Linked DNA regions of Homo sapiens: region 1 is linked to region 2. The links are chromatin contacts, found by Hi-C or POLR2A ChIA-PET in ENCODE. All regions are on one chromosome and are shown on one strand. The core of a region is the stretch at or near the end of the contact, and the rest is flanking DNA. Distances in the headings are between cores, read along the strand shown.

What was found. A loop is a pair of places that touch in the nucleus more often than their neighbours do. ChIA-PET counts read pairs that join two places held with the same protein, here RNA polymerase II (POLR2A). Pooled maps may share reads with other maps.
Region 1: a map of Caco-2 shows a loop between it and region 2 (7-fold over the local background). The contact joins the promoter of C1R here to the enhancer-like site in region 2. A Hi-C loop is called at or near these places in 20 of 168 maps with a recorded cell type or tissue (B cell, CD4-positive, alpha-beta T cell, CD4-positive, alpha-beta memory T cell and 15 more), 31 of 37 single-sample maps with no recorded cell type and 33 of 50 pooled maps. POLR2A ChIA-PET finds 5 or more read pairs at or near these places in 18 of 52 experiments (AG04449, CD4-positive, alpha-beta memory T cell, Caco-2 and 13 more).

Annotation. Positions count from the first base shown.
Region 1 is chr12:7,090,335-7,093,720 of GRCh38, forward strand. C1R (complement C1r) reads right to left here and starts at 2,111. Exons shown (of 11, transcript NM_001733.7): 1 at 2,053-2,111; 2 at 1,118-1,346. The coding sequence starts at 2,054. RefSeq lists an enhancer at 2,159-2,453.
Region 2 is chr12:6,979,619-6,982,783 of GRCh38, forward strand. LPCAT3 (lysophosphatidylcholine acyltransferase 3) reads right to left here. Exons shown (of 13, transcript NM_005768.6): 3 at 3,058-3,164; 4 at 2,193-2,286; 5 at 1,977-2,014; 6 at 1,386-1,564. It overlaps EMG1 (EMG1 N1-specific pseudouridine methyltransferase), which reads left to right. Exons shown (of 6, transcript NM_006331.8): 6 at 1-318. Among named protein-coding and RNA genes, the nearest start is that of EMG1, 10 kb to the left of the region's middle. Within about 2 kb of position 1,758, at least 2 of the 41 ENCODE cell types and tissues checked have a DNase peak (open chromatin) inside an H3K27ac peak, as active enhancers do.

The sequences.
Region 1 (3,386 bases), core at 861-3,360, 110 kb after region 2:
CCAGAGTGCATCATGCACCACAATGGCTCTGGCTGGTCACTACCTGCTGGGCTCAGCTGCTGCAAACTTCCCCATGTGACTTTCAGCTGTTCCCTGAGTCTCCCACTGACTCACTCTTTGCGTGTTGTCCTGGACTGGGTACCTCACCCTTTCCCTGTTTTCTGCTCCTCTGGCAGGTTTCAGGTCCTTCTCCATCCCCACCACCTCCTATGGCCTGTTCCCCTGGGGTCCTGGTTGTCTGTACCCAGCCTTTACCTGCCCCTCATTCCCAGAGCTCAGACAGCTCCGCTTTATTTTCTGTCTTCAGATTCCACCTCAGCCTAATCAAACCATTCACACCTCGAGTGCCTCCTGATGCCCTCGGCGGAACATGAGCCCTGAAGCCCACCCATCTCAGTGTCAGCAGGCACTGCCTCGTCCCTCTTCCTTCCTCCTCACAGCCTCCTCAACCTCTCCTTGACTCTGCCAGCAAACGCCCTCCCCCAACACTGCACACTCGCCAAGTCTTCTGAGCCGGTAAGACGTGCCATTGTCATGTAATTCACGCATAATCTCCAGGGGTCTCCTGGGAATGGTAGTTGTTGGACCTTCGCAGGCTCTGCTTGAGCCCTGAATCTCATTTTTACTGGATAGAGAAAGACAGGCCTGGGAAGGTACCCTTGGTTGCCACAGAGGTGAGGGTTCTGAGCACACTGTCCTTGCTGAAGGCTATTCCTGTGCTGCCAGAGCCCACATTTCTCCTCCTCATGTCCCTGTGTTCCTGTTGAAGCAGGCAGCCATGTCAATCATTTCCTTGGAGACAGGGAAGCTGAGGCACAGTGGTTTCCCAAAGACTCTCAGCTAGACAGCAGATGGGGAAGGTTTTCCTGACTCAGTGGATGTTGAATTTCCTGAGTGGGTCCTGTCCCCTTCCTTCTCTGTGCTTCTCCCCTCAGTGCTCACCGAGGGCCTCTACACCAGTGAGCGCCCATCCAGGGCATCCCCGGGCTCTCAGAGAGGCCGTTGGCCATCAGCTCTTGTGGGGCTGGGCTGTGTCTGGGGGTGTGCATGCCATACAGATCCCAGATCCCAGAGGGCCCAGTTTTGTCTCCCCTCTGCCCGCCCATCCTGCCCCTACCTTGACATAATCATAGAAGCAGCCTTCAGAAGGCTCCAGGTCAAACTGCTGGAAGACGAGCTTCACCCTGTATCCCGTGGGGACTGTGATCACAGTGGTTGTTTCAAAGTTGTTGGGGTAAGGCTTGGGGAACAGAGGGGAAGTCACCTCCCCAAATAACTTCTGAGGGATGGGAATGGAGCCTCCTGCCCTGCAGAACAGGGCCGGCACCAGGAGGTACAAGAGCCACCTGCCAAAACAAAAGAGAGTATCTGGAGCTGGAGGGGTTCAGCACTCTTGCCATGTGGGCAGTGGCTGTGGCAGGGGATGAGACGGCCATACCACTGGGCATTCTCCTCTCTGCCCACCCTGAACCTCACAGACATGTTCTCAGCAGGGGTGCGTGGGTGGGGAGGATGGCCTGTGCAGCTGCTGCATCGGGTCACTCTCCAGGGCAGTGTCCAGTCCAGAGGCCACCACACTCCCCTCACACTCCCTTTCCAGCCTCCTCCCCTGCCCGGACGCGTCCCTCCCCTCCCCTTCCAGGAATAGGACTGGCTTGGGACCAGTTAATGGAGGGTGAGGGTTTCCACCCGTGGGTCTCTGAAAGGGCTCCCACAGGTTCAGCAAGAGCGTCTGGGAGAAACCATCTGTGGAGTGGGGGACACAGGCACAGAGTGTCCCGTCCTGGGCAAGGGGTCCCCTCCTCTCGCTGCTCCCTGCCAAGAGCCCAGAGGGAAGAAAGGACCATGGCATGAGCATCTATGTATGAAGTCTCCTCTGATCCCTAGGAGGAGGGATGGGGCGTGTGTTGTGTGTGTCCACGCGTGTGCACAGTGGAACTGATGAGGTGTGTGAAGAGAGAAGGGTGTTCCTGTCTCCCTGAATTGCCTCCCATGCCCTGGCTTCTCCCCTGGCTTCTCCCTCCCACCTGGTTGCCCATCACCCTTACTCACATTTCTCAAGGCCCGTGTTGAATCCTGGGCTCTCCCGACAGCGTCTTCGTGCACTGTGTGCAGAGGGAGCCCGCGTCATGCACAGCAGGGAGGGGAGGGTTTTCTGTGGAGTGGAGGGGGGACCATTCCCGGAGGAATGTTGGAGGGAATGAACTATTTGCATAAACAAAAGATCTGAGTTTCCACTTTAATTTAGTTTTGGTTTTGAAATCCCTGTTTGTGGTGCCACCTGCTGGTCGGTGAGGGAAAGGGCTAAGGAGACGGGAGTCTGGCTTTTTAGGGCCCGGGGAGCCTTGGGTTGGAGGCCCAGATGTCTCAGTCTCTAAATCTGATCAGCTTCTCCCTTCTTCCAAGACTTTCCTGGGGGCTGCTGCTGTGTTTACAAGGTTCCTACCAAAGCAGTGGGAGACCACAGGTGGTGGTGAATTCTCTTTTCTGGGCTGTCCTTTCCCATTGACCCTGTTCTTCCTGCCCTCATTCAGCCCACAGCCCTGGTCCAAGAATGGCCCGGGTTTCAATGCCCAGGACGTAATGATAGGAACACTGGGGCAGAGGAGGGTGTGTGGGAGCGGGCAGAGGAGAGAGGAGCTTGGTTGCCTTGGGGCCCTGGCCTGCTTTAGCCATGAATGACACTTGGACATAGAATAGGGTTGGCCATGTCAGGGCAACCCTAAATCAGCCCTGGGTTTGAGACCCTCTGGGGCGGCTGCGGAGGGGGTAAAATGTCCCCATCTCCTTAGCATCTGCTCAACACAACTGCCAGGGCTGAAGCTAAGGATGCGGGTGTGGAGCAAGAGGGACTCGGTTTTTCTGAGATGAAGCCAGGCCCCTGGGAGGGAGGAGGGACCCTAGTCTCTCCTGTCCATCAGGCCATAGTGTCCTGCTTTAAAACTTTTGCTCTTGGCCACGTGTGGTGGCTCATGCCTGTGATGCCAGCACTTTTCGAGGCCAGGGTGGGAAGATCTCTTGAGCCCAGGAGTTCGAAACCAGCCTGGGCAACATAGTGAGATCTCGTCTCTAAAAGTTAAAATAAATTAAAAAACAATTTCATTGTTTTTGGAAGGCTTTCTTCATCAACTCTCCATGGCACCAAATATCTGATGGCACTTCATCCCACGGAGGGGCTTGGGCTGCAGAGCAGGACTCTGCGTTCTTAAGCCTTTGTAGGCTGTTCTGCTTGTTTCCCTTATTAGATGAATCCCTCCAACCTCCACCCTTCTGCCCCCACCCCCGTTCATCCATTTATGGGCTACCTGTTTAATGTGCAAGACACTTTCCCAGGCAATAGATTGCAAGAATTCACAGAGCTGATGCAGTTCCCCATCAGGCAGTGA
Region 2 (3,165 bases), core at 508-3,007:
GAGACTATTCCCTTCACCCTCTGACCTTCAGTTATGGAGAGGAGTGTTTAGGGGTGTGGTTGTCTACCTGGAATGGGATGAGAAGCTCTGCTGCCCAAAGTGTTTCCTGTTTCAGGGAAAGATTTCTATGGCTGGCTATGAGGAATGGGGACTGCAAACCTCTTAAGAGTTGTAGGAAAGTCAGGGCAGCAGACAGTGGACCAGTCTTGTGTTTACCCCTCAGGGATGCTACTGATCTCAAGGTCTTGCCAGGTCTCACAATCTCCATTGGGACTGAAAACCCAGTGGAGGTAAGATAATAAAAATAACCACTTTGAATCTGCTCCTTCATTTCTTGGTTGAATTGATGCTGAAACACAGGATGGACAAGTTCTCAGTGAAGGAATTCTTCTGGCAATTAAACTTTTTTTTTTTTTTTTTTTTTACCATTTTAATTTTTATTTTCTAGAGTCAGGGCCTTGCTCTGCCACTCCGGCTAGAGTACAGAGGCATAGTCATTGCTCGCTGTGGCCTTGAACTCCTGGGCTCAAGCGATCCCCTTGCCTTGGCCACCTGAGTAGCTGGGACTATAGGCATGTACCACCTTGCCTGGATAATTTTTTTTTGTAGAGATGGGGTCTCACTATGTTGCCCAGGCTGGTCTTGAACTCCTGGCCTCCAGTGATCCTCCTGCCTTGGCCTCCCAGAGCGTTGGCATTACAGGCATGAGCCACTGTGCCCTCCTGCATTTCCTACTGATAAATATTTTTGAGACAGGATTTTGCTATGTTGCCCAGAATGGAGTGCAGTGGTGTGATCAAAGCTCACTGCAGCCTTGACCCACCTCCCCTGGACTCAAGCAATTCTCCCACTTCAGCCTCCTATGTAGCTTGGACTACAGATGCATGCCACTATGTCTGATAATTTTTGTATTTTTTTGTAGAGACAGAGTCTCTCTATGTTGCCAGGCTGGTCTAGAACTCACGGGCTCAAGTGATCCTCCCACCTCGGCCTCCCAAAGTGCTGGGATTATAGAGGTGAAACCACTGTGCCCAGCCTCTATCTACCTACCTACCTATCAACCTGCCTACCTACCTATCAATCATAAATATATTTCATATATACATGAAAATAGGCTTTAAAGGCAGAAATGTGACTGGTTCAGGCAAAATCCTGTGGCATAAATGTGGATTTTTATGTTTGTACTAGTGTTAGAATGGATAACTGGAAGAACCCTAAACTAAAAAGGGCCCACTCCTGGCACAGAGTGCCTGTTACAACAGTCCAGGGCCTGCATGACTCAGGTCTCTATGCCAGGGTCATGCTGGAGAATGCAGCTTTCAGAAGAGTCACTTCAGAGTGAGTGAAATACCTACACAAACATCTGGACCAAGAGGGGCAATTACCTGTTTGGTATCTTTCCTGGTATGTCAATCAGCTCTCCCTGCACCAGCTTCATGTAGTGATTCATTGAGAACTGGGGCCCTACCAAGAAGGCCCCATAGAAGTAGGAGAAACCAGCAACTTCCAGCAGGGAAGGAACACCACGTATGGCATATTTCTGTTGCTCAGAGGACAAGGAATTCTATGCCAAGAAGAGAATGCATGGTTCAGGATAGCCTTGAATCTCCCCACAAGAGCCACTTTGAGTGTTCCCCACCTGTGTGCCCCACTGACTGGGGTTCTTCAAATAGCCTTCTCTTTGGGGGATGACAAATAGTTGCTTCTTGTGGAAATGCGTATGTGTGTGCATAGCTGGCTGTTGCTGCTTTAGCAAATGCCTTGCTGGCATTGATCTCTGGACTTTGTGCAAGAGCTGGATCCTGGGCAAATTAGATTTGTTGATCCTTGCTCAGTGCTATCTGAAAGGGAGATTGCACAGGCTGGGGAATGAGGGAGAGGCTCCGCTCTGGAATTTGGGTTCAGTCTTTTGTTAACAACTTTTTTCTTCCCTTTCATTAAGTCTTGAACCTCTCTGCCGATGAATGGGTACTTACCTGATCTTTCCCTCCGTCAAAGTAGTCAACAGCCAAACCTGAGCAGAGAGAGAACGGATGGGTAGGGTGGTGGGAGAGGACACTGAGGATGTGGCCTGTAGACTGAGTGCAGCCAGAAGTGTATGGCGGGGGGCGGAGGGGGGGTGCCGAGGAAGTTTTTAGTGAGATGGGGGAGGGACCTACATGTAAGGAAGGCAGGCAGTGACCATCACTCACCAATCAGCTTCAAAGTCAGAACACAATGTGGCATTGTCCACTTGATATCGTAGTTGCCGGTGGCAGTGTAATAGTATCCAGCCAGAAGGTAGGCCTAGGAGAGGCAGAAGTATTTATTCTAGCATCACTACTATTTCTTCTCCTTGCTCTGAAATTCAATGTTCTCTTTCCTTTTTCCTTTCTCCTCATCCCATCATTAAAAGCCTTAATAAATTCCTACAAATGGAGGTGCTGAAAACCTGTAATGGGAAGAGCGTTGCTCAAGGCTTCTTGGCAAAATGAGGGCTAAACTGAGATGAGAATTTAGATGCTGGGACCACAGGTGCATGCCACCCCACCCGGCTAATTTTTAATTTTTTTTGTTTCACCATGTTGCCCAGGCTGGAGGGCTAATTTTTGTATTTTTTTTGTAGAGATGGGGTTTCACCATGTTGCCCGGGTTAGTCTCAAACTCCTGGGCTCAAGCAATCTGACTGCCTTGGCCTCCCAAGGTGCTGGGATTACAGGTGTGAGCCACTTTGCCTGGCCTAGGCTTAGGTTCTTTAACTCATTCTAAGTTGCTTTTCTGTCTTGCCTTGAAGTGACTCTGCTCCTGGATAGTGGGTTAAACCAAAGAGCCTAATGGCACAGTATGCAAAGGGTTAGCTGGTGGCCCTTCCTTGAGGCAGGCAAAGAGTTACCATTACAATCTGTGGATGGAACACTTGGGCCTGTGATAAGCCACCTACCTGAAGTCATACTGCTAAGTGCTGGGAGAGGGGTTAGAAATTAGGTCTGCTAATTTCTATACCACAGTCCCCTGCCTACCCCTGTCCCCTGAACCGCTGTCAGCTGTAGCCTGAGCTGCTAAGGGAAAGACGTTTACCATCTGGAAGCAAAAGGTAGTGAGGACGGCAGTGATGGTGCGGCCCATTAGTCGAAGGATGAGGAACTGAAGCACAATACACAGCAGGGAGTGGTAGAGCTGGTTTCC